2 separate regions of the Homo sapiens genome follow, and region 1 is linked to region 2. The links are chromatin loops, found by intact Hi-C in ENCODE. Cell type or tissue: mammary epithelial cell. All regions are shown on one strand. Links, peaks and the distances in the headings refer to the core of each region. The heading gives the core; the rest is flanking DNA. Region 1 has its middle 27 kb from the start of HRH4. Region 2 has its middle 27 kb from the start of LINC01915.

Evidence for each region. Hi-C counts contacts between places; a loop is a spot of excess contacts. Peaks named below come from ENCODE experiments on the same cell type or tissue, not always from the same donor. Only the 100,000 strongest peaks of a DNase experiment are listed, where the experiment ranks them.
Region 1: a loop joins it to region 2, with 6 times the contacts of the local background. A loop is called at or near these places in 6 of 110 quality-filtered maps.

Annotation. Positions count from the first base shown.
Region 1 is chr18:24,481,659-24,493,717 of GRCh38, forward strand. No RefSeq gene overlaps it. Among named protein-coding and RNA genes, the nearest start is that of HRH4, 27 kb to the left of the region's middle. RefSeq lists a silencer at 10,323-10,382 and an enhancer at 10,563-10,732. In mammary epithelial cell, for the core only: CTCF peaks have their summits at 6,183 (motif pointing right) and 7,435 (motif pointing left); no DNase peak of the experiment used is centred there.
Region 2 is chr18:24,595,243-24,607,301 of GRCh38, forward strand. No RefSeq gene overlaps it. Among named protein-coding and RNA genes, the nearest start is that of LINC01915, 27 kb to the right of the region's middle. In mammary epithelial cell, for the core only: a CTCF peak has its summit at 5,012; no DNase peak of the experiment used is centred there.

The DNA of each region.
Region 1 (12,059 bases), core at 1,870-9,869, 110 kb before region 2:
AATGAAGCCTTCTGTTCTAGAATGAGTAATTACTGCTCTCTCCCCCAAACATGGCAGGCTTATAAAATCTGATTTTTAAATATTTATTTGCTCATCTTAAATCCAGACCCAAATCCACTGGCATAATTGGCAGAACATTCCTAAGAATATTGGCTTCTAAGTATTGTCTTCAGTTGGTGTGTATAGAAATGGACCCCTGAAGAGTGAAGAAGGGCTTTGGGATATAAATGCTGATTAGGAATGACACTGTAGGTCAAATGGTTTTTTTTGTTTGTTTTTTTGTTTTTGAGATGGAGTCTTGCTCTGTTTCCCAGGATGGAGTGCAACAGCGTGATCCTGGCTCACTGCAAACTCTGCCTCCCAGGTTCAAGCGATTCTCCTGCCTCAGCCTGCCGAGTAGCTGGGATTACAGGTGCCCACCACCACGCCCAGCTAATTTTTGTATTTTTGGTAGAGATGGGGTTTTGCCATGTTGGTCAGGCTGATCTTGAACTTCTGACCTCAGGTGATCTGCCAGCCTCGGCCTCCCAAAGTGGTGGGATTATAGGCGTGAGCCACCGAGCCCAGCTGGTTAAGTGTTTTTATGGGTCATGAAGCTTTCGTCATAAGTAGCTGAAGTATCCTAATAGCAATTTTTTTTTTTTGAGATGGAGTCTCACTCTGTTGCCTAGGTTGGAGTGCAGTGGTGCAATCTAGGCTCACTGCAGCCTCTGCCTCCTGGGTTCAAGTGATTCTCTTGCCTCAGCCTCCTGAGTAGCTGGGTAGCTGGGATTATAGGTGCCTGCCAACAAGCCCCAGCTAATTTTTGTATTTTAGTAGAGACAGGGTTTCACCATGTTGGCCAGGCTGGTCTTGAACTCCTGACCTCAGGTGATCTGCCCACCTCGGCCTCCCAAAGTGCTGGGATTACAAGCATGAGCCACCACATCCGGCCCTAATTGGGATTTTACAGAACTATTTTTGTGGCTTTTCAGTAACAATTTTCCTGTAGTAAAGATCTTGGTATTTGAAGAAACCTTTTTTCACATTATGATTTCAGAAAAAGAATTTCTAGAATACAAAGAAAATTTTTATTCTAATAATTGCTATCAGTCAAAGTTGAATGAAGAAAAGAGAAACCATGTTAATTATTTCAAGCAGAAGAAATTTAATGCGGGGAATTGGTTAACCCAGAGATTAATACTTTGAGAAAAGAGCTAACATCTTAGGTATTGAGAGAATATAAGGGGAGAAGTGATGTTATCAAAATCTAGGATCTTGGAGAAGTATCTGGAGGACTGATGCTTGGATTTCTGATTGATTTGTGATGCTTTGTGGTTAGGGCTTGGGCATCCCAAGGGATGGGGCCAGCTGGTGCTCAGACTGCCACATGGGGTTGAGGGACAGCCGTGGCGGCTGCAGCTGGTCCCTCGGATGGGGTACATTGAAGTAGGAGGCTTGTTGTGCACTGCTGCTGGAGAGATGTCAACTCACGCTAGAAGTGCTAAGTGAGTTTCTTCTCAGTACCTCCCATCTTCCTATTTCTTGCCCGTGTTTTCCATTGGTGGAAGCTAACTGAGAACCAGTTGATGAGAGAGTCTGAGAAGTAGGTGTGACTCCTAGCTCCAGCCTTATGGTGTGGTATCTGAAAAGGTGGGCTTGAAGCTTATAGACAACAGAGAAATAACTGGCAAATGCATCGTGTGTTTAAGCATAATAATGTAGAACTTTGGCCTTTAGGGATTCACACCTACAGTTTCAACTGTACCATAAGCAGCCTACCACTCCATTACATATTGTAATTTGTAGTTTTCTTTTTCTTTTCTTTTCTTTTTTTTTGAGACAGAGTTTCACTCTGTCGCCCAGGCTGGAGTGCAGTGGCACAATCTCAGCTCACTGTAGCCTCTGCCTCTCGGGTTCAAACCATTCTCCTGCCTCACCCTCCCAAGTAGCTAGGGCTACAGGTGTGAGCCACCATGCCCAGGTAATTTTTGTATTTTTAGTAGAGATGGGGTTTCCCTATGTTGGCCAGTCTGGTCTTGAACTCCTGGCCTCAAGCGATCCACCTGCCTCAGCCTCCCATAGTGCTGGGATTACAGGTGTGAGCCACTGCCCCCAGCTAGTAATTTGTATTTTTCTTAAGGCACAAATTCAAATCATGTTCCATTAGGTGGGTATGCTGAGTGACTTGGCTGCGAAACCTAGCACCCTTGTGCCAGTGAAGTTTTCTCTGTTCCTGTTAGCAATGCTTACGAAGTGTCTAACATTTTTTTGTGTTGTTGATGGAGGTGAGGGAGGAATGAGGAACTCCAAGAAGGTGTGGAGCAGTGGCTCAGCTCTGAATTCGGTGAGTTCGCTCTACATTTCATAACAGAGGTTCCAAGAGTTCATGGATGCATCTGGTCAATACGATGAGTTGAATTTGTTGTCATGAATTATAAATGGGAAAATTTCTCCTTAAAATTGGGATTTTAGCTTTTTTTTTTCTTTTTTTGCCTGAAAAAAATTGAAAGATTCAGTGATATTGGGCCCACATTCTCTCAAGAAAACAATTTGCTGAATCCGGTAGTGGACAGAGACACCCGTCAGCCCCCAGGGTTCCACTTTCCTCATTTAGGCCTTTTCATGTGCCGGTTTCTCCCTTTTGACATCCAGATTGCAACCCCTACTCTACAAGTAAAAAGAAAGTGATTCATGAAATTATTTTAGTGAGTACCCCGGAAAGTACAAACATTGCCTTTTCTGTTGGAAATTTTATGTTCTCGGGGGTTCATCAATTAGGATTCTCTTGGATACAAATGATAGAAACACAATTTGAACCACCTGGGCAAAAGTGAGCTAATTGGCTTTTACAACCAAAGTACATAAAGACAGTGGTGGGAGCTGACCCCAGGGAAGGCCAAAGCCAGAGATTCCAACAACTTCATTTTCTCAGACTGCCTTCTGCACAGGGCTGGAACGATGGATGCCTGTGTTCCTCTTAATCGGATAGAAAAAGGGTCTCTCCTAGTAACACTGAGAAAAAAATGCTGGAAAAAATCAATAGAGTGCCCAGCTGGTATCTTGTGCATGTCACTGAACCAGTCTCTAGAGGGGAGGGTGGATGCCAGGACTGCCCACCTATGTCAGTTCCTCTTCCTGGCAGGGAAGTAGGATCTGCTCTTTTCAAACCAGGTGAGCAGAAGAGGGAGGAACAATTTCCTCAAATGAAGGGGTGTACGGTTACCAGAAGAAGAAGGTAGACAGTCTGGGCAATATAGCAGAACCCCATCTCTGCAAACAAATTAGCTGGGCCTGGTGGTGTGTGCCTGTGATCCCAGCTACTCGGGAGGCTGAGATGAGAGGACTGCTTGAGCCTGGGAGGTCTTAGGCTGCAGTGAGCCATGATTGCACCAGTGCACTCCAGCCTGTGTGACAGAGTGAGAAAGAAAAAACAAAAGAGGAGGTAGAGATAATAAATGTCTACTCTGAGGGTTATTCAAAAATTGGAGCTGTCGTGAAGATCTGATTGTCTTCCTTGTACACATTGTGCAGACCTTCCACAATGTGCAGACCTTCCACAGCCTTTGCACTATGACTGTATCCCCACCCTTTGCATTCTGACTTCGTAGCTTCTTCCATCAAGAGTGACTTGCTTTGGCCAACAGACTGCTGTCAACAGGCAGTGAAAATGACACCTTGCCAGTTCCAAGCCTAGCCTCAAGAAGCCTGTGCCCATCTGTTCTATCTCTTGGCAGTTTTCCCAGCTGCCAGGTGAACATGTCCCAGGCTAGACTCCTGGAGGATGAGAGACCACGTGGAGCAGAATCAAGGTGTCTTAGGTGAGGCCATCTAAGACCAGCCAGCCTCACTCAGGCTAACTCAGCAGCTGATTGAAGATGCGTGGGCAATCCCAGGCAAAATGAGATCAGCTGAAGGAAGCCTAGCATGGCCTAGACAAGAAGAATCACCCAGCTGACCCAGAGACTCCTGAGCAATGATAAGACTACATTCTGGGAGTGTTTGCTATTCAGCAATAGCTAACTGACATGTCAAGCAGTTACCCTGGTGTGTATTAAACAGCCTCCGAAAGTTGAGTAGAAAAGAGAAGCAGATATTTACATTGCTTATTCTTGTGTGATAGCTAAGACAGAAGCTACTGAACATTATCATGCAAGAGAACCAACTTTTTTTTAAGGTCATGACTATTTCTCAATATTCATTGAGAAATGATTTAGTGGTAAAGATAATTGATTTTGAAATATCGTAAACTACACAACATAACAATAGTAGGATAGAGGCACCCAAGAGAGTAAAATTGTACTGTGAGAATGGAAGAGGAAGGGCATCGCAGGGAAAAACAGGCTGTTCTTAGCTATGAGCATCTTTCCCTGAATTACCTCATTCAGTCTCTTCAAGTTTCCACCTTGAGTCATATACTGCAACCTAAGGACTGCTTATGCACTTTGTATTAAATAGTGCCTTTTTAAAAAATGCATTTCTCCTTGCTTATGTTCATAGTCATTTCTTCACATGCTTCTACTTCTGTGAGGGAATAAAAGAAGAAAGGGGACCTTAAAGAGAACCAGCCCATTTGGTTAAAGATTAGTAGCTCTTGTGAAAGGATTAGTAGAAGGAGTCGGCTTTATCTCTTATTTCAAATTTCCAAACCGCCTGTTCTCTGCTCTCTTACTAAATTTCACAGTTGATCATAAAAGAAAACAACCTGCAAAATAAGTTTAGGGTAACTGTGAACATTTTTCTGATATTCACCCTTACTGAAACTTTCCAATAGGCAAGATAAAGATGTAAAAAAAAAAGATATGCTTTTTCCTCCATAGGAAGACACTTACCAGTTTCTTCTTAGATAACTGGAAACAAATGTTTTTAAAATTATTACTCTGTCTTTCCTGTTTCCTTGCCTCCAATGTAGGCCATCTGGGTCATGGCCCAGTTAGATGGGTGGTTGCAGGTTCTACGTTTCCTGGCCTCTCATTTCTGGAATCAAGTTGGTGTGAGTACAATTCTTATTTTGTATTTTTTTTCCATTTAGCGTCACATGGATGATCTGAAGTTCTGAAGGCCATATTCTTCTAGCCCATTCTCGAGACTGAGGAAAATCCCTGATGCTTTGAGACGATAGCCCCTAGCCAGGTTCATAGCATGGAGTGGTTACTAGGGGACGGGGTAGGCAGAGCCCTTGCCTTCAAGGAGTTAGAGATCGCCTGGCACGGAGTCAACAGGAACGTGAGCATGAATGTGCGCCGCAGTGAAGTGACATAGCTTGATTAATTGCTTCTTTTATAGTACTATTTGTAGGGACGCAAGAGAGGGCAGTGCTGTACAGCTGCCCCACTGCAGAGCAGCCCTGCTTGGCCCTGTATCTTTTCAGGCAACCCAGTCCTTCCACAGCAAGGCTGTGTAGCTGATGTCTTGGACATTGTATAGACAAGGCTTTGACTGGAGAAGGCTGAAATAGGATTTGCATGGATAATGGTAATGCAGAAATTTAGGTACGGTACTTACTCCACCAGCACAGGGATGAATGGCCTCATTCCTTAGAAACAAATGGATGAAGAGAGTAGTTGACTTGCCTCCGGCAGCACAATCAGCAGGTGCTGAAGCCAGAACTTGAATTCAGGGATCTGAAACTTGAGTCCAGGTGCTGAAGCTTCATCCCACACTGTCTCTCGACTCTCAGGGGGCTCTGTTCACACCATTCTCACATAGGGAAGTTAATAAGACAGAGCATGTAGAAAGAGGTGACTGGTAAGTGGACCAAACAAAAAACTGAATCAAATCAAATCAAAACAAAACAAATCGCCTGGGCGTGGTGGCTCACGCCTGTAATCCCAGCACTTTGGGAGGCCAAGGTGGGTGGATCACTTGAGGTCATGAGTTGGAGACCAGCCTGGGCAACATGGTGAACAAAAATTAGCCGTGCGTGGTGGTGAGCACCTGTAGTCCCAGCTACTCAGGAGGCTGAAGTGGGAGGATCATTTGAGCCTAGGAGGTCGAGGCTGCAGTGAGCTGAGATCACCCCACTGCACTCCCGCCTGCACCACAGAGAGAGATTCTGTCTCAAAAAAGAAAAAACAACAAACAAACAAACAAACAAACAAACCCCAAACAAACAGGACCAAAACTAAAAAGCAAATCTAAATCAACAAAATCCCGAAGTTAGGTCTTTCCCCCATCCATGTCAGCAGTCTCTGTGTTGTCCACCAGATGTCAGTAGCTCCACATAGTTTTTCTCTGTTCTGGTTCTGTCTGTGCAGCTACTGAGTACACGGGTAGGGTTGTTTTGTGTTACAATGTAAAGCAGTCTGATCACAGCACCCCACTCACTTCTCAATATTTTGTATTAAATTAAACTCAGAAAATCAGTTAAGGCTACATAAACGCCCTAAAAAATGATAAAACAATGACTTCTCCTTCTCCCCTGCTAGAAGGTAAGGCTGCCCCAGGTGCTCACATGAGGGCATACGTGCACACACACGCACTTCGCTGCATCCACCCCCACACCTGCCCTCTCCACGCGTGACACACTTCTGTTCATCCACACAGACACAGGCCCACACCAACCCACACATATCCACCCCCAATATCCACTCCACACACCACACAACCCACCCCATCCACCTCCTATCCACATTACACACACACACACACACACACACACACACACCTCGCTGCCCTGTGACATTACAAACCAGAATCACTTCTTCAAGAATCCCTTAAAATCCCCTGAGACTATAAGGTAAGTAGAAAAGTTTTTTCTGTATCTATGTCATTAGTGTCATTCCTGAATCTTTCCTAACAATATTAAAAACTACCGGCTTTTTTTTTTTTTTTTTGATGAAGTCTTGCTCTGTCACCTAGGCTAGAGTGCAGTGGCATGATCTTGGCTCACTGCAACCTCCACCTCCCAGGTTCAAGCGATTCTCCTGCCTCAACTTCCTGAGTAGCTGGGATTACAGCCCGCCACCATGCTCGGCTAATTTTTGTATTTTTGGTAGAGATGGGGTTTCACCATATTGGCCAGGCTGGTCTCGAACTCCTGACCTCAGGCGATCCACCCCACCTTGGCCTCCCAAAGTGCTGGGATTACAGACATGAGCCACTGTGCCCCAACTAAAAGCTTTTGGCTTTTTAAAAATAGCCACACTCCAGGACCTCCACAACTTTAAAAAAATCTTACTTCCTCAAAATCCACTGAAAAAAGGTACTTCTTATCTTACCCATTCACAAACCTATGTCCATCTTTCCTAAACAATTCTTCTGTTGGCATTTCTCTTATATCTACTCTTACATCCCCAGTTCCCAGTGAGCTCTCAAAGTAGCTGTCTATTTCTTAGTAAAAACCACATGTTAAGTATCCAGTAAATTCAAGATCTCTAACTTCAAATATCTCCCCAGAAGCAGAATTTTCAACTTCTATTCTTTTTTTCCTTTACGAAAGCACCATCTACTGGCTATAGTTGGTATTGTAGCTCAGTTCCAGTTAATGCCCAACCCCAAAAGAAGCAACAGAGCTTCTTTTGTAATTAAATGATCAGGGTATAAACAGTGATACGATTTTTATTACAAAAATAGTTTCTAATTTCATATTACACCATTTTCCATGAATCTAATTCACATTTTATTTATTTATTTATTTTGAGACAGGGCCTCGCTCTGTTGCCCAGGCTGGAATGCAGTGGCACAATCTCAGCTCATTGTAGCCTCCACCTCCCGTGCTCAAGTGATTCTCCCATCTCAGCCCCCCGAGCAACTGAAGCTACAGGCATGTACCACCACGCCTGACTAATTTGTGTGTATGTGTGTGTGTGTGTGTGTGTGTGTTTTGTAGAGACGGGGCTTCACCATGTTGCCCAGTCTGGTCTCCAACTCCTGAGCTCAAGTGATCCGCCCACCTTGGCCTCCCAAAGCGTTGGGATTACAGGCATGAGCCACTGCGCCCGGCCTCTCATTACACATTTTAAGTCGTTATCTTTAGCCATGGGGTGACTTCCTTCTTGGTCACTGAGGCAGCATGTGCATGTTGGGGTGACGTTTACTGTTTCTATAAGTTGTACCAAAACATCTACTTAACCTTTTACATTTGTGCCATTCCTTCACATAAAGACATATGGTACCCCTTCCCCATCAAATCTTTATCTTACCCCACATATTTTATATTATTTAAATTGGGTCATCTGTTACACTCAAATTTTTGCTTTTATGAAACTCTGTCTTTGATAATATAATAGATGCTAATGGGGGAAATAATGTATGTTTTGGTGAAAATTGTTCTAAGGTCAAATTTTCAGGATTGATCTATTTCATGATGTAGGCATTATTTATAATTCACAAAATAAGCCTATTTCTCTTTTTTTAGACAGACTCTCACTCTGTCACCCAGGCTGGAGTGCAGTGGTTCGACCTTGGCTCAATGCAACCTCCACCTCCCAGGTTCAAGTGATTCTCCTGCCTCCGCCTCCTGAGTAGCTGGGATTACAGGCACGTGCCACCACGCCCAGCTAATTTTTGTATTTTTAGTAAAGACAGGGTTTCACCATGTTGGCCAGGCTGGTCTCGAATTCCTGACCTCAGGTGATCCACCCACAGTGGCCTCCCAAAGTGCTGGGATTACCGGCGTGAGCCACCATGCCCAGCTTGGCTTTTTAGATTTATTAAAAATTGCAACTGACTAGGGACAGTCCCAGATAGTGTTAATAGAGTTAATACGTTCATTCCATCTCTATCAATATGTGTTTTGTATACTAAAATCTTATGAGATTTTGTTCTGTAACTTGGGAAAGAGAAAGAAAAATATTTTGGAGAAGAAAATCGGGGAATAAAAGTGGGGAAAAAGGAGCTGGGAAGAAAGAGGAAGAAAAAGAAAGCAGTGTATAATGTAATTATCTTCCTGGCTTATATTTGAACTCCTCTGGATAGAGGAATGATGACCAGAAGTTATGAATTATTTTATAAACACAAAAGTTGATAAAACCTTTCAAAAGACACTTTGTGATTCTCTTGGCATAACAGAGCTGCCTTAGTGACCAGATGTCACAATGTGATACAGAGCCAGAGAGGAAGTCATTTTTGTCCATGATGCAAGGAACCCAGCATTTTGACAACCCAGATGGAATGTGGAGCTCCCATGGAAGAAACGTGTCATCTGGAGGCCTGCATAACCACTGCATTCTCCAGATGGGCACTGGAAGCGCTGAGGCTTCCCACCCAGAAGGTCCACGTGGTGGACAAGGGCAAGTGACAACCAGAGCCACGACTCAAAAGAGGGTGGCTGCTTCAGGCTGATTTCCTTTGACAGACTGGTTTATGGACGTGTGCAAGGGCCTCTCTTTGGGAACTGTCAGAAATGACAGGAGAGATACAAGAAGGTCAACGTCTGGAAATCCGACAAAATGGGCTTAATTCATTGTAATTTTGTTTGCTTTTAAAAAATTAAATCTCTGTCTATATGTGTATATATACATATTTTAAATACATATATATTTAAATACATATATCTGTATTTTAAATACATATATCTGTATTTTAAATACATGTATATTTAAATACATATATCTGTATTTTAAATACATGTATATTTAAAATACATATATCTGTATTTTAAATACATGTATATTTAAATACATATATCTGTATTTTAAATACATGTATATTTAAGTACATATATGTTTTTATATATACGTATATTAAAATACATATATGTATTTATATACATATAAAAACATATATGTATTTATATATACGTATATTAAATTACATATATGTATTTATATATACATATATTAATACATATATGTATTTATATATACATATATTAATACATATATGTATTTTATATATACATATATTTATTTATTTAAATACATATATGTATTTTATATATACATATATGTATTTTATATATACATATATGTATTTATTTAAATACATATATTTACATACATTTATGTATTTTAAATACCTCATTAGGTATTTAAAATGCATACAAATATAAAATAAATATAGGTATTTGAAATATATATAAAAATATAAAAAACATATAGGTATCTTAAATACCTAATGAGGTCTGGGATATCTGGGCAATGTCTATTAGCTTAACTAACAGCGTCAGTGATAACCCTTATTACCCATGGTAAGAAGCAAGCGGGTATAACATGGATAATTAGTACGTCCAGAGGAAATGGAGAGGGCATAGAACCCACTCGAGCTTCTATATTCCAATTACTTCCGGGATTGCGTGGATAAATAACATGGCTGTAAACAGGGGAGAGGGGATGAGAATAGTTTAAAACCCATGCATGTAGCTTGACTGATTGGTTCTAGAAGTTACCAGGGCATTGATCAGGGTTAGCGGGGCGCTTGGCTGATTCCTTCTGCAAAGCACATGCTAGTTTTCACACTTGCATGTGAAACGTCTAAAGCCATATCAGAACTGAGACAGGAAATGAAAGGTGATAAAACCACAGCCCCCCACTCCAGCTCCGCTCTGCACAGCTGCTCTGCTTCTTCACACAGGCCGACTTCAATGGAAGCTCGATGCATGCAGAACTGCCCAGGGACCTGGCCTCTTCACCTCATCACATTTTGAGGTGGGCAACACCAGCTTTTGAATCAGGAAGCAATTTGAAAATCAGTCATGTTTGGATCCCTCAGGCCTGGTTTCATCTGATTAATAAGCTCTGCTTTCAAAGCTCCCCCTGGACAGTCTCCCTCCCCAAACCCACTCTCCAAGTGTCTGCAAGCCGACTCCTCGGCTCCCTTTTGAGCAGGTCCAGCAATAGGAATCGGGCAGCCTTACCCAGAAGGACTAGCCCAGCATCGGCTGACCTTGCCAGGAGGAATTTCTCTCTCCAGCTTGAATTTCCTTCCTGCCTAACTTTAGGCCTTTACTGGGGACCACGCTCCCCTTTGACCACCCGGAATAAATCTCCCCTGCATCCCTGACAGCTGCTGATTTGGCTTCTTTCTTATTTTTTTTTTTAATTGAAAGTAAACCTTCAAAGTGGCCCAGCCACCTGAGAAGCTCGGCTGAGCGTGGCAGCTGGGCAGTGAACCTGAAACAGCGGCGCGGCGTTTCACCGGGTCCCCTCCCGCTCAGGGCAGAAATCATGGGGTTTTGTGGGCTGCCAGGGCCGCTTAGCTTTCAATTTAGCTTTTGCATTAGAAAAAGGGAATATGGACATGGGTCAAATGATTGTGGAGTGATTTTGAAAGTAGCTGTGTAACAGGCGAGAGATGGGGGCAGGGGGAGGTTTGATTTGCAGGCAGAATGCAAGTTTATTTATAAGAGAAATCTAGGGGTGTCTTTGTGCTTTCCTGTTAGACTCTTGGAAGCACTTTGAAGAAGGAAATAAAATTTAAAAAACATATTCAAATTTAACAATCAGTCTTGAACACCGGGAAGCGACAATGTACAGGATGGCACAGAGAGGGTCAAGATTGCTAGAATTTTCTTTTAGGGTCTTCTCCTTGTTACCTTGTTATTTTAAGCTGGTCACTTCAACTCTCTATATCTTCCCCCAAACACATTTTATTTTTGTTTTGGAAAGTTTTAAATATTCAGAAAAGTTGAAAAAATAATATAACAAGTTCATATCCACCACCTAGATTCAACAATGGTTAACATTTTTTTCCATATTTGTTTTGTTGTTTTGTTTTTATCTTTATGTGTACACACACACAGACCCCCCCCCCCCGCCCACACACAGACACATTTGCTGAAACATTAGAAAGTAAGTTACAGGCAGCATGACAATTTATCCCTAATTAAATACCCGAGCATGCATTTCCTAATACTAACATTCTCCTAAATAACCCCAATACAATGATCACACCTAAGATAATGAAAAAGAATTCCCTAATAACATCTAATATCCAGGCCATATTAAAACTTCTCCAAGTGATTCAAAACTGTCTCTGATAAGTGTTTTTTGTTTTGAACCAGGAGCCAATCAAGTTTCACCCGTTACATTTGGTTGTTGTCTTTTTAATCTCTTGCTCTCTCATCTCTCATTGAGGCAGAACCTACATACAAGTGTATAACCTTAAACCTGTACCTTGATCAATTTTTACATACTTAT
Region 2 (12,059 bases), core at 1,711-9,710:
ATGAGGTCGTTGCAGTGAGTGTTTATTGCAAATATATTAAAAATCAATTATCAGCCCAAAGTTAATTCTAAAATTGAGGTCATTTTCATTCTTTTTTAAAAAAAAATTCAGTGGGAATGTTGCAGTCCACAAAGCGTGGGTATGCCAACGGGGAAGAAAGGTATCTTCTTGGTGGGAATTTGCATTTATTTCGTCCTCTCTCCCCACCAGCAGATACCCCCAACCCTGCATTCTTTCACAGGGATGTCTGGCCGAAGGGAGCCCTGGGCCCTCTGAAAGCAGCCACTGTGAATTCCTTTAGGTAGGGATTTGATCGGGCTGTTTTCATTCTGCTTTCTATTAACATGAACTGCCAGTGTGTGTTATGTCCAGACAACCACCTTGTGGAAACCCAGAGAAAGCTGCAAAATAGAAACGAGGTAATCTCCTTGAAGTGGCTTGTCAGGGCCTTCTCAGGTCAGCGGGGAGGAGCCGAGCGCCACAGCGTCCTTGAGATCTGAGTGGGGTTGCGAGAGTGCCCGGTGCCTGCCTCCTTACACCCTTGGAAATCACAAAGAGCCTTTATGTCCACTGCAGCCTGTGAATCGGCTTTCATCATTGGCACCAAAGTCCCGCCACTCTCGGGTAATAAAGGACACGAAGATCAATCCTGAGGGAGAAGACTCCAGTTCCAGAATGTCCCTTTGTCCAGAAACAGCTGTGTGGAATTCAAGACTATCCAAGGATGGAAAGATCACAGGATCTCTTTCTTTCATTGTCTACTTGTTCGTCTGGGCACCACACTGTGCTTCTGCCATCTACGGAGCTGCCCACCACCGTGAAGGCGTGAGGCCTTAGGTTAAAGATTTATTCTTTTCTGCAGAGGCTCAAGGTGGCTGTTAACTCTCTCCTTGCCTTTCTTTCATTAAAAAGATTTATATTAATACCATTTGGAAATCTACAGACATAAGAGTATATAAATCACGTACGGACAATTTAAAGAGCAATAAAGCAAATGACACCTGTGTACCCATCTCTAACTTTAAGAAATAAATTCTACTTCTTCTTTCAGGGGCATTGTAGTAATACCAGTGGAACCTTATTTCTCTTTGGGATACTATCTTTTGACATGGCTATGTTATCCTGTCAGGCTAGGAGACTCAGAGCATATTAGGGTATAAGAATAATTAACTTGAGTGTTGGCCTCTGTCCTTTTACCGGTGTACCAAATATTAGCAAACAAAGGCATAGCACTGCAACAAATCACTTTGCTCATGAATGTAGCTCAATTAAAAAATAACCTGTTTCAAAGTTGGTAGACAGTAACCATGTAGATAAACCTCTATCCATCCATCTGCTCATCAATTCATCTGTCTGTCCATCTACCCAATAGTTGATTTATTTGTAACCCATTATTTCATCAATCAAATATTTATTGTGTGCCTACTGTGTACTAAACACTCAACAGACCCAAAAGGAGTGGGAAGAGAATGGGGAAAAGGGTCAGGAGCAGAGCTGTCTTCTAGCCTGTTTTCCTTCTCCCAATTCAAGCATCCTTGACCCTTTCCTCACTGATGTGGGAAATAAAATGATGCCTTTGTCCCAGGTGTCAATATTACAAGGACATTCTACTACTTCTTGGCTCTAATCAATTAGGGACGGTTTGCCTTCTAGATTCTCAGCTCTTCAACTTTCCCCTGAACCCTACTCTCAATCTAGTATGAGTTCAAAAGGACCATAGAACCTTAACCCACCTTGTGCCAGGATGTACTCTGGTGTTCTCTGGGGGTGGCATGAATGCCATATTTGAGAAGGAGCCCCACTTTCAGCTGGGCCTGGTTGGGGAATTGTATAAACAAGTGTCGATCTACAGAGTGACAGCTCTGGGAAATGAGACATTCAGCATATCTTCTGCCACTGTGGAACTTCGGGGTGGGAGCAGGTACATCTCATGGGACAAGGAGAGTGGGTTGGGTATAATAAACTCAGGTTTCCTTAATTTACTTGTTCTTCTCTAGGAAAAAAGGATGGGATCACATGTATTGATACATGTGTTATGTGCCTGGCACTGAGCTAGGTTTGATAGAATTTTGTCTTCATAAAACCCTCCTAGGGAGGTGTTCTTATCCCCATTTTACAGAGGAAGAAACTGAGGCCTTGAGAGAGTAAATGGCTTGCCCAAGACTTCACAGTCCGGAAGAGATGAGGCTGATAGTTGAAGATGTCCTTTGTTTACAACACTGTTCAGCCTCTTCTGTTCAACAGGAGTCAACTGCTAAAGGGCCAACAGCACTGCATCAGAATGTGCTGCAAGTCATCCCAGTCAACGCAACCCATGCCTGCCACAGAGGCACCTGCTGCCCCCGGTACCTGAAACTCTCTACTGCTCCAGGAGGGAACAGGGCTGATTCAGGACACAATGGCAAATTGATCATTTTTCATTTTCTTATAGCCCCCATCACTGCCCTCCTCTTCCTTTTCAATATTTCCACTTCTTTGGCGTTGGGGTATCCAATGCCCCTAGTGCAGAGAAGCAGCCTGACACAATGGGGTGTCTGTGGGTTTGGGATGGAACCCTGGCTCTGCAACCAACTGGGAGACCTCAGGTAAGCTTCAGTTGCCTCATCTGTAAAAACGGCAGCAATGGGGTCTACGTCACATTGGTAGTCTAGTCATAGAAACTGGCATACGCAGCAGAAACTCATCAAATGGGACTCACTTTTTCTTAGCTTGATCTGCCTACAGCATTGCTTCATGACCTTGACCTCTCGTCCTGTGTTCATAGCTGTGTCCAAGGCTTGTTCATCATACCTCTCCCCAATCTTGATTAGTTTTCCTAAGGCATTTGTGACAATTAAAAGTGGAATGGGGCTGGGTGCAATGGCTCAACCTGTAATCCCAGCACTTTGGGAGGCTGAGGCAGGTGGATCAATTGAGGTCAGGAGTTTGAGACCAGCCTGGCCAACACAGTGAAACCCCATCTCTACTAAAAATACAAAAATTAACCGGGTATGGTGGTATACACCGGTAGTGCCACCTCCTTGGGAGGCTGAGGCAGGAGAATCACTTGAACTTGGGAAGTGGAGGTTGCAGTGAGCCGAGATCAGCCCACTGCACTCCAGCCTGGGCAACAGAGTGAGACTCCATCTTAAAAAAAAAAAAAAAAAAAAGAATAGGTAGCTCTTTCTGGACATATCTTTGTATCTTTGCATTTGTTTTTCTAGAAATAGTAACTTAGCCCAAAGAACGAATCTCTGCTGGTGATATTTAAAGCAAAATGATGGTCCACTGAAGAAGATATTTCTGAGCAGATATTTACTGATTCCTAAAATCTTGATGATGAACTCCTTGATGCTCTTCAATATAATCCATTCTGTCTTCTGTAGCTGGCTCTACATGTGAGAATGTTGATGGAAGCTGGAGAAACATATTACCAAACACATTACCATCTTAAACCTAGAACTCATTTAGTTTCTAAACTCTCTCTGTGATTGTATTGTTTGCATCTGTCATTGTAATACCAGTAATCCTTAGACCTAAGCCTCACTAATACAATTAAAACTAGGGAATTATCAGACTGGGAGCTCATTTCATGGTGAAATGTCATGTACTTAACAGTTGCTGATATCTTGTAGCTAACTTTTCACCTCACCTCCACCTGAATGATTTTTATAACCAAACTGCAGTGCATGACCAAATTAGCGATTACTGTGTTTGGGCAAATATGACACATCTCATTTAATGTATATCTTAGTGTGAGACCAACCAACCTCTAAACACACAGAATCTAGATCAATTTCTTTTAAATGAGCACATAGTAATTTTTGTCTAATCACTCTGGAAGAAATAGAAATGTCTGCAATTGCTTTGGAAATTAACCCCACACATGTGCCTGTCCACACACATACATACACACCAAGTGCCATCAAAGGTTACAACTTCTGAATTTTCATGATAATCTTAAAATTGGCTAGGACTTTAGCAATTATTTAATCTGAAGCGTGAAGAAAATGAGGTTTGGGAAAGGGAAGGAAAGCCTGAGTTTGCACTGCTAGTTAGTGATACTCTTTGTCTAGTTTTCCCCCGTGTCCAGTGACACCTATGTTCTTCCTCCTTTCCCCTCTTCCCTTGAGTTCCATGCCCTTTTCTAGACATCTTCTACTAACTACACAACTGGCTCCCCCACTTTCTTTAGGTCTCTGCTCTCCCTTTGCACCCAACATAAAGTGGTGTCCTAACCCTCAGGACTCCTTAGTCTCCATAGCATTTACTCCCAGCTTCCAGCTTGGGGGTTTACTACCTAATGGCTCCAACTAGAATGTAAGCCTCATGAAAGAAAGGACTTTGTTTTGTTCACTGAAAAGTCTGCACCACTGACAACCATGCAGGGTGCACAATAGGTGCTCAATAAATATCTGTTGAATGAATAGACGGGCATCAACTAGTGAGAGGCAGAGACTGCAGAAATGAAGGTGAGCAAAAGTCTTCTGCTATCATGGAGCATTTAGCCTAGTGAAGGAGTCTTGCATTGGCAATCAGGTGGGTGTGATACATTCTATGAGAGGAATTACAAGAGGTCACAGAAGTGTACAACAAGGGGTTTTGACTTGGTCCTGGGGTGCTTATGGACAATAGTGGGAAAAGCCCATGCATACACTGTGTATGTGTTGTGATTACTGAACCAGACTTATAGAACACATTCATCCCTAGTATATTTGAAGATGTTTTGTCAAATGACAAGTTGATTAGGCTTCTGTGTGACTACCTTAGTCTCCAAATAGGCTATGTTTGGTGATTTAAGAGCTTAGCGGAGACACGATTATCCTTTAGATAAGATTGTGTAGGGATACATATTCTAAGCATGGAATCCACCATTGATCCACTGGATTTTTTTTGAATGAATTTATTCCAATGGGAAGGTGGCACTCAAGTTTTCAGTATCTCCCTGGGGAATTCATCTGGGCGAGCAGACTACTAAATGAATGACTACCAAATGAGTTTTGTCTACCAAGGGTCTACCAGAGAGACCACATGATGTCGCTGTTGCTTAAATATATACGAAAACTCTTTTGTGAGGATTAGTTTATAAAGGAAGTTTCAGGAAGATGGAAAAATGTTATTCCAATAAGAGAAACACTTTTATACACATAAAAGGCATTTTTAAACGTAAAAACAGCTGACTTATATACCAAAGCCTCCTTTTAAATTTTTATTTATTATTGTTTTTCCTTTACTCAGCAATATCAAAACGGTCTTGATGTTACCTGATAATTTCTTCTGAAGAATTTAGAGTGCCATTATGTCTAAATATCTTATATATTTAAAACTTGAGGAGTTTTAAAATATAAATGTTTCATTGAAACATTATAAAATTCAGAAGAATACAAATGACACGTGTTGTGAACAGAGGGTTAGAATTACTTCATTTTCTGCACCTGAGACCCTCTCAAAAAATGATCACCAATATGCATAGATTACATCCACCTACATTCCTCAAATCAACATGATTTACTTAATGTTAGTCTATCGCCTGCTTTTAAAAACTTTTTCTCTCCTTTTGCTTTTCTTTCTCTCTTACTTACTTTTTATTTCTCAGAGAATTTTTGTTTCTTTTATCATTTCATGGATTTATTTTGTTAGTTTTAGTTCATTCATTTCTCAAACATTTACTGCATACCTGTTATGTGTAAGATCATATTCTAGGTATTGTAAAAGACAGAAAGTAGGTGAACATATCATTTCCATATACAAGACTCTTACAGTCTTGTAAGATTGAAGACAAATTCACAAAAATAACAGAATGAATCTTTATTGCATGTCAGACCCTCTACCAAGTTTTTAACATGTTATCTCACTTAAACCTCATGATATCTCTTGTTAACTTCATTTTACAGGTGGGAAGACTGAGATTTAGGAAGGATCAATAATTTGTCTAAGGTTAAACAGCTTGTGTATGCGGGGGCTGAGAATCCAATCTCAGTACATTTGGCCACAGAGCCTGAGATATGCTTTTTTAGACTTGCAGTAATATTAGGCAAAATAAGGCAAGTGTTAAATATAGAGGTTCAAAGTGCAATGGAAATTCATATCTGGGGAGGTTTTATGGAGGAAGTGGCATTTGAGTTTGGCTTTGAAGGATGAATAGTATTTCACCTGGTAGAGATGAGAAGGGGGTCTCTACCAAACAAAGGTTTAGTTCTGGCTCATGGTATATTTACAAGCTAAACCAACAAGGGTCTTGGTTCCACACATTGACTCAGGGACCCAAGCTGAAGGGCTACTGTCTTATAGTTGCACACTATGGAACATAAGCAGAAGAGAAAATGATGCGTGAAAGTTGTATTGCCTTTGCCCAAAATTGACTCATGTCACTCTGCTCACATTTCACTGGCTAAAACCAGTCATATGGTCCTGGTTAACTGCAAGAGGGCTGGGAAATGTAGGGAACAGATGGAATATTAATGAACATGCTGTCTCTTCCCTATTATTGTGCTGCCTCCCTGGAAATGTGGAAAATATGCATTATTATCCAGATTTAATCAGTGGATAGACTTGGGTACAGAAAGATTAAGTGACTCACTCAGGATCACGTGGTCACCTTGGTCATAGCTACCAAGAGCAGGTAGCATAGGCAGCTACTGACATAGCATTATTCCAGGAGCCTTCCTACCATCCCCCACTCCCAGGTCTTATTTCCTCCAATGATTGGTTGGAAAAGATGGAATTTCTACAATTTCAAATGATTTTCTTTGGCTTAAGTCCTCAGTACCTTGCAGATCAAAACAGCCTTTGGAGAAATGCCATACTGAGCCTGACCTGTTCAAGCCCCTTTTGGAATGATGGGATGTGGGTGGTGTTTTCTAGCACAAATAAATAAATAAAATAAGCCAGCAAATATAATTTAAAAATGACAGTCATTCTCATTTTAAGCCTGGTGGTTCCCAACCTCTTCCAGTGGAAGATCAACTTACAGGAGGGCATATTTCTCTCATTCACTGGGTATAACTCTGTGACTAGCCTATCGGCAGTACCTGGAAGACCATTTAAAGAATGAGACCATTGTTGTCTGTGGTGAAAGGAGAATTTGCCTGTTGCAAGTGACATACCATGCAACTCTCTTCCAAACAGCAAGGTGCTTACCCATGTGGAAAAAAAAAAAAATGAAAGGAACAGCCAGATTTGGTTACTGTCGGAGCCACATGATTCAGAGATATCCTTGTTAATGACAGTTGCACAGCTGGATAATTAATCAAAGAATGAAGAGAATATAGCGCAGCCTAATGCACACAGCTCCATCCAGTCTCTGCGGGATCAGGCCATCATCTGTTTATTCTCCTTTGGAATGGCTTGAGAATATTCAATTATTCAATAGCTCCCCTCCTTGCTGTGATGGGATGTATGGTTTTTAATTGGCACCAGGGCCTTTCTGCTCCTATGAACTTTGCTAGTCACTCTTGTGATTCTAGTCCCTGGAAGCATGAATGTTTATCTTTATCTAGAGCTGGGTTCAAACAATGCATCTTGAAGTACTGATCAGCTTTTAAAAAGCAGTTCTGCCAAGTGATTGGTGGCAAAATCATGACAAAATCTGCATTTCAATTTTGTCCTTTTTCTTCCTACCTATGTTGTACTTGCCGTAGAACACTGGATAAAAAGTCTATCTGTACCATGAACTTTCTCTGCCATTATAGTTAATTTTGTAAATGTTGTCTTTTCCTTAGGAGAGATTTTGGGTTTTAATATTAGGCTGGTGCATAAATATTTGCCCATTATGGTGTGTTTCTTTGAAGTGCTTTCTGGAGTAGCAATTTAATATTTCTGATATATAAATACAATGTTTTTTCAAACTTAAGACAGAGATTATTATAATTGTACAGAGACATTTATTAAGACATAGATTACCACCTATTTTAGGGCCTTCAAACATAAAGTTACAATGAAATCTCATTAAGTGGGCTGCTTCTACTGCTTTTACCTCTCTAAATATTTGCCCTCTGTAGTGGAATTTTTCTCCTTCAGACGCAAATTTTTCCAACCTTCTGTGTTAATTAACTCAAAATGTTCTTTCCCCGGCTTGGTCCCTGCATGGCTCTGCTAGTCAAGATTCCTAACACTTGCCTGCCAACACTTAGTGTTGCTTCACTGCCTGATCATTTCAAGAGTAATAACTTATCACAAGTCCAACTCCTCAGTCGGTTTTCCAAGCCCTATTTAACCTGACCTTCACAAAGGACCCTGCCTTTTATCTTGCCACCTCCCTACAGACATCTTTTCAGTTGATCTCCTTCTAGGTGCTTTGTAATCAAAGTGAGGTTTTCAGACAGCAGCATCAGTCCTACCTAGGGGCTTACTAACATGCAGAAACTCAGGAGTCATCCAGCTGTGGGGGGAAGGAGAATCTGCATTTCCCAGGTCATTCCTGCACACATCAGTTTGAGAAGCCCTGCCCAAGACATAGAAGCTGCAATCTTGCTTCTATGTCTTTGCTTATACTGTTCCCTCCTGAATGCTGTCTCTTCTTCCATCCACTTCGGTAAGTTATTTTATTTTATTTTATTTTATTTTTTTGAGATGGAGTCTCACTCTGTCACCCAGGCTAGAGTGCAGTGGCGTGAGCTCAGCTCACTGCAACCTCCGCCTACTAGGTTCAAGAGATTCTCCTGCCTCAGCCTCCCGAGTAGCTGGGATTAAAGGCACCCACCACCACACCCGGCTAATTTTTGTATTTTCAGTAGAAACAGGGTTTCACTATGTTGGCCAGGATGGGCTTGAACTCCAGACCTCAAGTGATCCGCCTGGCTTGGCCTCCCAAAGTGCTGGGATTATAGGCATGAGCCACTGTGCCCAGCCCACTTACATAAATTTCATTCATCTTTTTGGGGCCAGCCAGTTGTTCTCTCACTTTCTTCCCTAAACTTTGTCATGATACATTTTAAATTGAGTCTTAGTTTGAAGGTAGTTTTTAAAGACAGATCATTAGACAAAAAACTACAGAGTCAAAAATACCCTTTCTTGGAGATTAAAGTTGTCTGTCAAATAAAGCACAGATGAATTAGTGTATCTCATGCTGCCTGTGGGTAAGTTCATCCGTGGTCAAATTTTCCTCCCCTATCAGAACATTTTGCCATTTCTTTGGTTGAATACCAGATTCGCTGAATGGCTTGTGTTTAGGAACTATATGGTCTAGAGAAGTATGACTCCCCCACTTCCAAGTTGATATAGCTGAATTTTTGTTAATTTACATAAGAAGTAACTCTCCTGAAATCAGGCCTGATGTGTTCCCACTTGTGTATTTTTTTGTTGTTGTTGTTCTTTTTTTGAGATGGAGTTTCGCTCTTGCTACCCAGGCTGGAGTGCAATGTCGCAATCTCGGCTCACTGCAACCTCTGCCTCCCGGGTTCAAGTGATTCTCCTGCCTCAGCCTCCCGAGGAGCTGGGATTACAGGCATGTGCCACCAGGCCCGGCTAATTTTGTATTTTTAGTAGAGACAGGGTTTCTCCATGTTGGTCAGGCTGGTCTTGAACTTCTGACCTCAGGTGATCCACCCGCCTGGGCCTCCCAAAGTGCTGGGGTTACAGGTGTGAGCCACTGCGCCTGGCCTCCCACTTGTGTTTTTATTGCCATGTCGAGTTGGATCTGGTCAGAGCAAATGAATTATTGGGACTATTTCAAAAATATGTTTTGGATTCTTTTGAATTAATTATGAATCATTCCCTTTTCATTAAAGAAAGAATCTCAAACATGTAATACATTTTTTTAAAGTAGAAAAAAAAGAAAAACATTTTCTAACTCCTTACAAGGCTTATTTAGAATGGCAAAGAACAGGGAAACAAAACAAGAAGAATGAAAATGAAAAGGAGGAGAAGAGGAAGGAAGAGAAAGTACCCCCATACAAAGTTTAAATAGTAGAAAGATACATTTTAAGTAGGTTAATATTGCCTGTTATGGACCGAATTGTGTCCCTCAATTTATATGATGAAGCCCTAACCCCCAATGTGATTACAATTGGAGATAGGGCCTTTAAGGAGGTAATTAGGTTAAATCAGGTTATAAGGGTGGGGCACTAATTCGATAGGACTGGTGTCCTGATAGAAGAAGAGGAAGAAACCATGGAGCTCTCTCCCTCTTTCTCTCTCCACAAGTGCACAGAGGACAAGACCATGTGAACACACAGTAAGAAGGCAGCTATCTGCAAAGAAAAGAGGCTGCACCAGAAACCAGCTTTGCCGGCACCTTGATCTTGGACTTCTAGCCTCCAGAATGTGAAAAAATAAATGTTTGAGCTTCCTAGTCTATGGTTTTTGTCATGGCAGTCTAAAATGACTAATATATTGCCTATTCAAGATCATTGTCCTAAGGACAGGATAGATTGATGTTTTATAGCCTGAGGTCTCATTATTTTGGCTGTTACAAAGCTAGAACTAAAGTAATATGATTCCTTGTGTAGCTATTGGTCAGTCCATTTCAGCAATTGCTTCTACTTGATGATGTCTGTGAGATGAACAGAGTAAAATTGCTTGTTTATTCTTATAACTATTTAGATTCTAACCAAAAGCTGCAACCTCCAAATATTTCCCAATGCATTTAGGATTTTCAAATGGATTACCTAAATTGTGAAAAAAGGTGAAACTGAAACTCAAGTTAGTTTTCTATGGTAATGATGTTACTGCAGAAATCTGGTGGGAATTTTAAATAGTTGTAGTGTTACCTCTTTAGCTAAGAAAACATTCTTCCAGTAGATCAGAGCAGTAAAGGTGGGAATGTCTTTTTCTCTAATATAGGCTTCTCAGTGAGGTGTTAAGTGCAAAGCTTACATTCTCTCTTTTTCCTTTAATGGAGAAAAAAAGACTGTAGGAGGTAGAATTCAAAGTGCTAAAATTGAGGCATGAGAGAAGTGGAAGATGTAGACATTACAGTGCTTCTTCTCTAATGAGGAATCACATCCAACATTCAGGATTCATGAAGAGAACTAGCTGAGGAACTTGACACGAGCTTATGTTTGGTGCATGTGCCTCTTAATGTTTCGTATTTCATAATATTCTGCATCTAATATCCATGGCTGTCAAATGGCTTGACAAATATTTCATTAATGTTATTTTATGGTAGGATTGGGATGCTTGGGGGTTACATAGAACTTGGGGTCTTGAATTTGGTCTCTCTAAATTATGTTATTTTTCTTCATTGGTTTGAAGTGTGTCTATGTAGACATATTGCTGGGGAAAATAACTTAAAGCATATAAATACATTTGTTAAGTATAACATTTCACTCCCCCATGCTTCTTCCTTGAAAACTTTAAGACTCCAGCATTTATTGTTTCAATGGCATGAGTCTTACTGGGATCACATGACCAAGTGGACAGATTTTTGTGAAAGTCAGGAAGTTTGGGTTTCAATTCCATTTCCACTTCAAATCTTATGTGTCCCCTTGGCTGGGCCATAGTGCCCAGATGTGTGGTCAAACATTATTCGGGATATTTGTGTGAGGGTGTTTTGGGATGAGATTAACATTAAGATTGGTAGACTTTGAGTAAAGAAGGCTGGCCTTCCTAACGGGGTTGACCTCATGCTACGAGTTGAAGGCTTGAATAGAACAGAAGACTGACCCTCCTCCCAGTAAGAAGGAATTCTGCCAGTAGACAGCGTTCGGGCTTGAGCTATAGCATTGGCTTTTTTCTGGGTCTTCAGCCTGATGTCCTTCGAGCTTGAACTACAGCATCAACTCTTCCCTGGGTCTCCAGCCTGCCAGCCCACCCTGAAGATTTTGGACTTGCCAGCCTTCATAATCACATGAGCCAATTCCTTAAAATGAATCTCTTTATATGTAAATAGAGAGAGAAAGAGAGAGAGAGGTGTATATATATACATGCACATTGTCTTGGTGCTGCTTCTCTGCAGAACCTGACTCTATGGAATCCTGGCTCTGGCCCTTCTCCTCTCTGAGGCCCATGTTTGCCATCTGTAAAGGGAGGAAGTAGAACTGTATAGCTTCTAAGGCCCCTTAGAAATTAAAAATTGCAGGATGCAAACACCTGCTAGTTTTGACATGTACGATTTTTACAAAGAGTAATAAAAGCAAATT